2 separate regions of the Homo sapiens genome follow, and region 2 is linked to region 1. A link is an interaction called in ENCODE POLR2A ChIA-PET data of the cell type or tissue named here. Cell type or tissue: B cell. All regions are shown on one strand.

Region 1 (5,000 bases):
CAAAGGTCCTGAACTAGTCTCTATTCCCCACTGGGCTTCTGCACTCCTAATATTGGGGTGTTGCAGGGGCTATTAAAGGGTTTGAGGAGGCCCTGCATCTTTAGGTTATTAATAACGGCTTCTAGCCCTTTCCTAGCCTCTGGGCTCAGGGGATACTGTCTCTGGTTAGGAAAAGAAGTGAGATCCTTAAGATAGATCTGGACTGGCCTAGTGGTTATAGCTCGACCTATCCTTCCTTGAGTTGCCCACACTTGTAGTTTAATGTTAGCTTCCATCGGGGGAGACAAAGAGTTTGTCCTGGGGCTGTATGGATGCTGGCCCCCATGCAAGCTAGACTATCTCTTCCTAATAAAGGAGCAGGACTTTCAGCCATGATTTTAAAAGCATGTGTAAATAGTAGGTCCCCCCATCTGCAGGTAAGAGGTTGAGAAAAATATCAGGTTAGAATTTTTCCTGAGACACCCCTTATAGTCATACTATGGGAAGAGGGGAGGCCTGGATTAGAGGAGAAGAGAGAGACTGGCTCCAGTATCCAGAAGGAGATCTACCTTCCTTCCTTCCTTTGATTTCCAGAATCACCCAAGGTTCCTGTGCTGTAATGGCAGTCTGAGTCGCTGGAGCTAGGGGTTTGAGCCCCCGGGACCCATCAGTCTTGCTGGACCATCTGTGAGACTGGTTCTGAACCCAGTGACCTCCGTCTCTGGGGGCAGATCTGTCTCCAGTGGTCTCCGCCACAGGCTGGACAGGGTCGAGGTGGCTTTGTCTTGCTACCTGGACATTCTTTCTTAAAATGCCCTGATTTGCCACATCGATAACAGCTAGTGGATGCACCTTGGGGATTCTGGACTTTGCAAGCTTGCACCACTGCTACTAGAGCCTCTGTTGTTTTCCTGTATTTTCCTTTCCTTTTATTGGGCTTCCTCCTGATCCCTATTGTAAAAGACCGAAGTGGCTTTCTTAGGAGGTTTTCTAGGGTACTATCTGGCCCTATAGCTTGCTTTTATAGTTTCCTTTTAATATTGGGAGCTACCTGTGTAATAAACTTGTCCTTGAGAATGAGCTGTCCCTTGATTGAATCGGGATAAATAGGTATGTTTTATTAGTGCCTCTCTCAGCCTTTCCATAAAGGCTGTGGGATTCTCGTTTGGTCTTTGGTCTATCATGGACAGTTTAGAGTAATTGAGAGGTTTGGCCCTGGTTTTCCATGGGCCCTCTAATACACACCTTAAAAGTGCTTCCTTTTCCATTCATTTCCTGAGTTACTGGTGTTCCAGTCAGGGTTGTCTACCAGAACTGCTTCCTTTCCTAGTAGGAATGGAGTTTCCACTTCTTCCTCACCTTCCCTATCTCCTCTTTGTCTCCTCGGTTTGCTACAGGAGGCATGTTGCTCATCTCCATATTTTTCTGCTGCCTGCAGAACTTTCTGCTTTTCAGCTTCAGTGAGGGTCTGACGTAGCAGCAACGTAACATCCCTCTATGTGAGGTCAAATACCTGAGTTAAATTTTGGAAAATTTCTATATACCTACCTGGGTTGTCAGAAAATCGGCCTAAGTCTCCCTTTATTTGCTTAAGGTTCTGTAATGAAAGGGAACTTGAACCCTCATGGCACCATTCCCATCAAGCACTTCCTGCAGCAGTAAGAGTGAAATGGGGAGAGTAGGATATACTGGAAATGGTGGAGCTAGAGGAGCTGATGGTACAATTGGAGGGGGACTGGAAGCATTGGGACATTCAATAGCTGTCTCAGATTGCTCCTTTGGAACCTACTTTAGCTCTGGGAAAGGCCTATGGGCTTGCCTGCCATGGCTGGTAAAAGAACTGGGTCAGTTGTCCAGGACTTGTAAAGGTCTGGGTTTCACAGGGCAAAGAAAGTCTATACATAGGGGACCTCAGTCCATTTGCCCTTCTGTCTATAGAAAAGATCTAACTGTTGGATGACATTAAAATCAAGGCTCCACCAAGCAGGCCAGGTTTGTCCATCTCCAAGATGATAAGAAGGCCATGCCCTTGTGCAATAGACTATGAGGCATTTTTTCTTCAAAGTCTCAGGGTTGAAGCAGTCCCAGTGTTTTAAAATCCACTCCAGGGGACCACATGCTAAAGATGATCTGTTACCCGTTTAGAAAGAGAAGTGAGAATAAAAGTGTCCTTTTAGTCTCCTTCCTTTCTGTATATGACCCAGGGTGGAGAAGAAAACAGTGGGGGCGTCCCCCAACTATTTTCCCTCGCTAGTTCCTAGGTCCCACCTCCCTGTTAAATGTGCTGCCCATGACTGTAGGTGTGACCCTCCAAGCCATGGCACCAGAGGAACTAGACTTTTGGGCCTAGTCGCACTTCCCCAAGCAGCTCTAGTCCTCTGCTTATATTTCCCTTCAACCTCCTAGACTTCTGCGACCTGTGTACCTCCCTAAAAAAAACAGATCTCAAGAAAAACTACGTAATTGGGCAAGGCCCCTTTAATGGAGGGGGTATGCTAGATTGAACTCTATATCCTGCTATTATGGCCCATGCTAAAGCATTTACCCTTAGAAAAATGGTTCCGGTTAACTTCTGGACTTAAAATCCCCTTACTAGCTCAGTACTACCTTAATCAGAGACAGAATAGGTGCCTTAAAGGAACGTAGGAACCAAACGGCCATTTTCCTGCTGATGGGACAATATTGAGACTAAAATTTGGCCACAGAAGACATTTAACTCCTATCTGTTGAAAGCAGAATTTTCCTGTTCACAGAAGAGGCTTAGAGCCCGATTTCTAGTGGTGCAAAAGGAAGCTGCAGTGTTACCATAAAAGAAAAAAAAATGTGCCTCATGAAGATTTCTGTTTCCACTAGGTGGCACTGTTGGTTTAGAAATACTATTTGCTCGAGGCCGGGCTCAGTGGCTCACGCCTGTAATCCCAGCACTTTGGGAGGCCGAGGCAGGTGGATCACTAGGTCAGGAGATTGAGACCATCCTGGCTTGTAATCCCAGCACTTTGGGAGGCCGAGGCAGGTGGATCACTAGGTCAGGAGATTGAGACCATCCTGGCTAACACGGTGAAACCCCCATCTCTACTAAAAATACAAACAATTAGCTGGGCGCGGTGGCGGGCGCCTGTAGTCCCAGCTACTCGGGAGGCTGAGGCAGGAGAATGGCGTGAACCCGGGAGGCGGAGCTTGCAGTGAGCCGAGATCACGTCACTGCACTCCAGCCTGGGCGAAAGAGCGAGACTCTGCCTCAAAAAAAAAAAAAAAAAAAAAAAAAAAAAACCAAAGAAAGAAATACTATGTGCTCGCCAGAGTAGTAGTAGAGAGACCTGGAAATGCCATGCACTCTCCAGACCAAGGGCAGAGAGAGAGACGCTCACTCTGGGTGGGAGCGGGGAGGAGGGGGAGGAAAGGAACCCTCTGTTCCTAGAAGATTGCAACAGCATTCCTGAGCTAAACTCCTGGTTACTAAATTCCCGCACATCAGAGAGAGAGAGAGACTGTGGATAGAAAAAGAAGGAGAGTTTTGTGACAGGATAGCTGGGGATTCTCTGCCAAAACCCGAAATGGGCTGTTGGAGGCTGGGTCCGACCCAGAGGCCTTTGAATAACGCCAGGGTGTGTCCTGGCCAGAACTTTCCCAGCCTCACGCGATGGTAAGGTTTCCCCGTGAAAGGAAACTGATTCGAAACACGGCCGACACTCCCAATGACCCGTGGGTATTGAGGGGGGTTCTCCGTGTTCTCCACCAGCAAGCCTAACATCTGAGGCCTTAGAATGGCAGTCGTGATAAGCATATTTTTAACCAGCTGAAGGATGCCTGTTGATTGATTTGATTTGATTTTAAAATAGAGGCCAAGAGCCCCTCAGAATGATAGAACAGATTTTAAGCTTGCTCCTATACTCACCATCCGATGAATGTTGTACCTCGGATTCTTGGCCAACACACCAAAATGATATGGCTCTGATAACTGAAGGAACACCAGGGCCCTTTGTCTCGCACCAATTTAGATAAATAACATGGACACACGTGGAGTGGTTTTAAGGAATGGAGAGTTTAATAAGAAAGAAGAAAGAAGCTCCCCTGTACAGAGATGGAGGGTGGCTCCAAGCAGAGAGAGAAAACCCCAAGTGGAGCGGGAAAACAGTCGGTTCTATTAGGAGGCTGGAGGAGGTGGTGTCTGATTTTCATAGGGCCCAGGGGATTGGTTTGACCAGGTATGTCACTCAGGTAGCCCACGAAAAAAACTAGCCTTCCCACCCTAGCCTTTTAATATTCAAATACAGGCCACCATGATGTTCTGCACACGTGAAGATATCTGGGGTGGCCATGATGCTTGACACACATGGTGACAAGAAGAGGGTGGGAATCACCATATTGGATGGACCCGGTTTCTAATGGCTGGCATTTGCACATCAAAGCTTGCTATCCTGGCCCTTTAAGCTGCTTTTCTGCTAGAAAAGAAATGTTTTTGGAGCTGCATTATTAAAAGAAAAAAAAAAACCTTACTAAGCTGCATTATTAAAAGAAAACAAAACCTTACCAACCTTACCCTCTCTGTCTAAAATAATTTCTTAATAACTCCTATAATAGTTTTGCTATTTTAATTCAAGAATTTTCAGCTCTTTAAAATGAAAAGGAAACTGACATTGTGTCAGATTTCATGCTGACTGCATTATGTCCATTGTATCTCATTTTAATCCTCACAGCATTTTCATTGTGTGGATAAGTAAACTGACACCCAAAGTCATGTAGGCAATAAATCCAGTAATGTGGATTAGACTTTTAAGTCAGCTAACTCCAAGTCTAAGTTGAATCAGAACTTTTAGAAATTTCTAGATTCTCAAGTTTTTAATTTTATATTTTGAAGTTTACTCCATCAGTCATCATTTGTAATACTTAAAATGAGTAAGTAGAACATTAGCACTAAATCTGGGGAAAAACACCACAATTTCAAGTATTCAGCTAAGTAGCTGAGAATTCAACCTGTTAAATAATGATCGCTTTTTGAACTCAAAGATGTTTTTCCCCCT
Region 2 (5,000 bases), 1.6 Mb after region 1:
TTATTGCAACACTTTGGGAGGCCTAGGCAGGAGGACCACTTGAGCCCACGAGTTCAACTTTGCAGTAAACCATGATCCTGCCACTGCACTCCATCCAGGGCAACAGAGAAAGACTCTGTCTCTAAAGAAGAATATGATATACTGTTAAGAACTCTTTAGTTTACATCTATAAAATGGAGGCAACAGTAGTGTGTACTTCATAGGGTTGTTACGAGCATTAAATGAGTTAATATAAAGTGTTAACAGCAGTTCCTAGTACATAAAAGAGCTCAGTAAGCATTAATTAGTTAATATTACTATTGCCCACTGCACTGCCACTGTAAGGCAAAAAATAATAATTAGAAAAAAACTGCCAGGCCAGGTGCAGTGGCTCACACCTGTAATCCCAGCATGTCTGGAGGTCCAGGCGGGAGGATGGCTTAAGCCCAGGACTTTGAGACCAGCTTGGGCAACATAGAGAAAGAGACCCCATCTCTACAAAAAATTAAAAATGAGTCAGGCATGCTGGTGCACACCTGTATCCCCAGCTACTGGGCACAGCCTGAGGTAGGAGGATTCCTCGAGCCCAGTAGTTCAAGACTGCAGTGAGCTATGATCATGCCACTGCATTCCAGCCTAGATGACAGACTGAGACCCTGTCTAAAAAAAATACCAACTCCCCAGTTGGGGTGTCCAAGTATATCTAGGCAGCTGATTACTGGAATAAGGAACAGATAATAGAGAGAGACATACCCTACTGGTGGCCCTTTCACATCCTAACATTAGGTGATCACAATCTAGCGAGATGGGGAAAATCTATGAAAGTCAAACACATTAATAAACAGACTAAAGCTGTTCTGAGAAACATATGTGGCCAGGCGCAGTGGCTCTTGCCTGTATTCCCAACACTTTGGGAGGCCAAGGTGGGTGGATCATTTGAGATCAGGAGTTTAAGACCTGCCTCGTCAATATGATGAAACCCCATCTCTACTAAAAATAAAAAATTAGCCAGGCATGGTGGCACACACCTGTAGTCCCAGCTACTAAGGAGGCTGAGGTGGAAAAATTGCTTGAACCTATGAGGCGGAGGTTGCAGTGAGCCGAGATGGAACCACTGCACTCAGGCCTGGGCGACAGAGTGAGACCCTGTCTCAAAAAAGAAAAAGAAAAAGAAAAAAGAAAAACATATGTGAACATTTTAACAAGTGCAAAAAAAAAAGCACTTGAAAGTCCTAAACCAAGTTAAGACTGATAGGGAAAAAAAAAAAAATTATCAAAATTTATCAAAGCCTTTATAACAAATACCATGCTTGAAAATGAGCTTAAAGTCCCAGATTAGGGCCAAAACAAAGACGCCCACAAAATCACTACAATTTATTTGCTTTGCATTCATGTATTTTGTAAAATATTTTAAAACATTGAACTGTGGGCGGGGCACAGTGGCTCACGCCTGTAATCCCAACACTTTGGGAGGCTGAGGCAGGCAAATCACAAGGTCAAGAGTTCGAGACCAGCCTGGCCAACATGGTGAAACCCCATCTCTACTAAAAATACAAAAATTGGCCGGGCATGGTGGTGTGTGCCTGTAATCCCAGCTACTCAGGAGGCTGAGGCAGAAGAATCGCTTGAATCCGGGAGGCGGATGTTGCAGTGAGCTGAGATCACGCCACTGCACTCCAGCCTGGGCGACAGAGCAAGACTTCATCTCAAAAGAAAAAAGAAAAACAAACAAAGACAAAAAAACCCCACTGAACTGTGAGACTATTGATGCTATATGCCAAGGGCCAATGACTTTTTTTAATCCCTTTGGTAATATACATCCTGAAAACATTGTCAATCTGGATCAGATAATACCTGTTCCAAGTTTAGTTTAAAAAAAACAAACATTCATTATAAAATTTAGAAAAACTGAGTTTTGGTCAAGGCTTTGTCTTTAAAATTACTATTGTGACTTTTGACAAGTGAATTCATTTTTCTGGGCCTCAGTTTTCTCCTTTATAAAATGAAAAGGGGGCAGTTACTGGGTAATCTCTGGGGTCCTTTTCAATACTAATATCAGTTGTCCAAGATGAACTGTGAAGTCCTAATCGAGTATAATAACAAATCAACTTGAAATTGCCACTAGAGGGTGTCCTGCTCCAGGGCGGTATGCATGCCATAGGCTAATCTACAAAGCCAAGGGTGTATTTCTAGCATTTTACTGGTGCCTCAGTATTCCAACAGCTAAAGGATTATGGGACTCTGATTCAATTACTAACTCGTTCAGAACTGACGGTAGTCTTGCATCTGTATCAAAGCTAGTAATTGGGTAGAAAGCTGAAAGAAGACAGGATGTATGGAAAATTTTACAGAAACCCAGTGGAATTCTGAACATGGAGGAGGGAAGGTAGAGAATATGGAAAACCTAACCTAAAAGGGAAGGTTCATGGATGATGACAAGAGATTAAAGTCAATGATAACATCTAATCTAATAATCAGTATTAAATGACAGAGTCATCTCAGGAACATTTAAGTCACCTAAATTAATTACCTCTCTTTTTCCTCTTGATAGAGAAAATAGCCCTAAAATACAAGGCTATAATCATGATTATGTAATAGGTGCTTTAAATTCTTCTATTTTCTATTTTTTCTTGCTTGAAAGTTAAATATCATCTAAATAAAAATATTCACTAATCAGAATGACAAAATTAATGTAACTACTTTGTTGATTTTGACTAGCATTTTCTATTAGAATGAGTTGAGTACATTATCTCAAAGATACTCAAAGAATAATAAATAAGATGGCAGTTTCTCCAAAAAATAATCTTGGTATTAATATTTAAGACTACTAGCACACAACACTGTTTAATAGTACAGAAAGGCTAATGAATATACCTGAAAACTACCATGAAAAGTGTGCTTAATAAGGTAATTTGCTGAATTCTACCGAGAATCATTAAACAGTGCTAAAAGAGAATTTCAGCACCACTCAAAACAGCTAAAAAGACTGAGAAGAGTTCAAGTTACTGAGGTATTTAAAACACCAATAATGGCAGTTGGTTTAAGACCAAAAGTTATAACGCCTTTTAGGAGCTTTTATGCCTTGGGAGGGGCTGACGTTTCACACATCAAAGTTTGTCACCCAAGCAAAGCACAATTAATTAAATGGACACACAATCCAACCTTTTATATGTTTACAGTATAAAATTTTCCCAATAATTTTACAAAACTGGTTTTGAGATTCTATAGGCTGTAACTTTATGAAAACTTACTTCAGCATTATAAAACAGTTTTCAAAATCAATTCTACAAGATCCCAGATTCTGCCACTTTATGTTAAAAAGACTTTCCAGTGTATTGTACACCTGCAGCCATGTGTTCCTGTAAGTCTGTTATTATTCTTTACTTTTTACCAATTCTATTAGATTATCATTATTTGTTACCTGATCATACTCCAAGGCTCCTGGGTAGAGCGGCCATCCAAGAAATAATTCTGCAATCACACATCCCAATGACCACATGTCTATGGCTTCACAAAATGGCAACCCCAATATAATCTCTGGAGCTCTGAAATTTAAAATTAAAACAAAAATCAGGGTGGTTTTTCTCTAAAATTACCTAATTTCAACTGGCATTCTAGGAAGTTGGTAAAATGACAGAGGTATCACATTCTATGTATAGGAACTCTTCACTATTTCAGAACTCTTTGAAACCTAGACATAATCCTGAATTAATCTGAAAGGGGTACTATGAGTACAACATTTCTATAATAAAGTCTCTTCCACTGTAATCCTTTTCCCTTATAGTTTTACTAACATAACATTTTTTGAAAAAGGAAAAACATACATCTTGTTTTTAAGACTACAGCAGATCAGAAATAACACAATAGGAAGAGAACTGGCAAACTATTAAATACATACTATGACATCAGCAGAACTGAAAACCAGACATTGAGAGAGAAAACAAAAACAAAGCAAAATCCTCAAAGGCTAAAAGTGAATCTAGACCTAGATATTACTTCAGAATACAGTAATAAATATTTACCTAATTGGAGCCATTAGTCATCCAAGAGATTAAACTAAATTCAGTGTATTCTGTCTTAAAAGGCAGACAAGTATACAGCATATAACAACATAGTTAAAAAGCATTTCAGCACTTAAAAGTGTTTGGTCATTTGGGAAATGTACTCCAAGAAACATATTATTCCTAGATAAATTATGTTGCACCTTCATATGGATTTCCCTTGAGAAGATTCATGTTCTAAGACAGACTCCATGTACAGCTGTGTAATTCCAAAGAAGTCATATGGATCACAGTTATCCTAGATTAGTGTGCATGTGTTTAATTTTAAAACAATCTCAATCTTACAGAGAAGTTGCAAGAACAGTACATATTTTTTCCTTAAATCACCCGAGAATAACTTGCCAAATATCTGTATACTTTATAGTTCCTACAAAGAAGAATATTCTCCTACATAACCACAATACAATCATCAAAATCAAGAAATGAACTCTGATACATCTCCACCTTCTAAGCTTCAGACTCCATTTAAGTTTGGCCAATTATACTAATACCGTCCTTTTTGGCAAAAGGATCCAACTCAGGATCATGCATTGCATCTAGTTGTCCTATCTCTTTCAGTCTTTTTCAATATGGAATAATTCCTAAGTTTTGTCTAGATTTCCATGACCTTTGTATAACATATTACAGGACAGATATTTGAAGAAACGTCCCTCAGTGTGGGTTTGTCTGATGTTTCCTCATAATTAGATTCAGAGGAACATCACAGAAGTGATCATGTTTTCTCATTGTATCTTATTAGGCATGCAATTCTGATATGTTCCATTACTAATAATTTTTACTTTGATCACATGATGTCTGCTATATTTCTCTACTACTAAGTTCCTACTTTTCTCTTTCTAATTAAGTATTTTGTGGGATCTCAAATTGAAACTATATAAATAATCCATTTCTTATCAAACTTTCATTTTTTTCATTTATTTACCTGTATGAGTACAGATTAAAGGATTCCTACTTTGTTCA

What was found. ChIA-PET counts read pairs that join two places held together with the same protein. Peaks named below come from ENCODE experiments on the same cell type or tissue, not always from the same donor. Only the 100,000 strongest peaks of a DNase experiment are listed, where the experiment ranks them.
Region 2: POLR2A ChIA-PET joins it to region 1 with 7 read pairs; 1 of 35 experiments calls an interaction of 5 or more read pairs at or near these places.

The regions. Positions count from the first base shown.
Region 1 is chr11:34,897,036-34,902,035 of GRCh38, reverse strand. The region is part of intron 1 of APIP (APAF1 interacting protein); the gene reads left to right. Among named protein-coding and RNA genes, the nearest start is that of APIP, 17 kb to the left of the region's middle. In B cell, no CTCF peak of the experiment used is centred here; a DNase peak (open chromatin) is centred at 2,289.
Region 2 is chr11:33,327,034-33,332,033 of GRCh38, reverse strand. It overlaps HIPK3 (homeodomain interacting protein kinase 3), which reads right to left. Exons shown (of 17, transcript NM_005734.5): 3 at 3,401-3,524. Among named protein-coding and RNA genes, the nearest start is that of KIAA1549L, 47 kb to the left of the region's middle. In B cell, CTCF peaks have their summits at 1,920 and 2,120 (motif pointing right); a DNase peak (open chromatin) is centred at 2,103.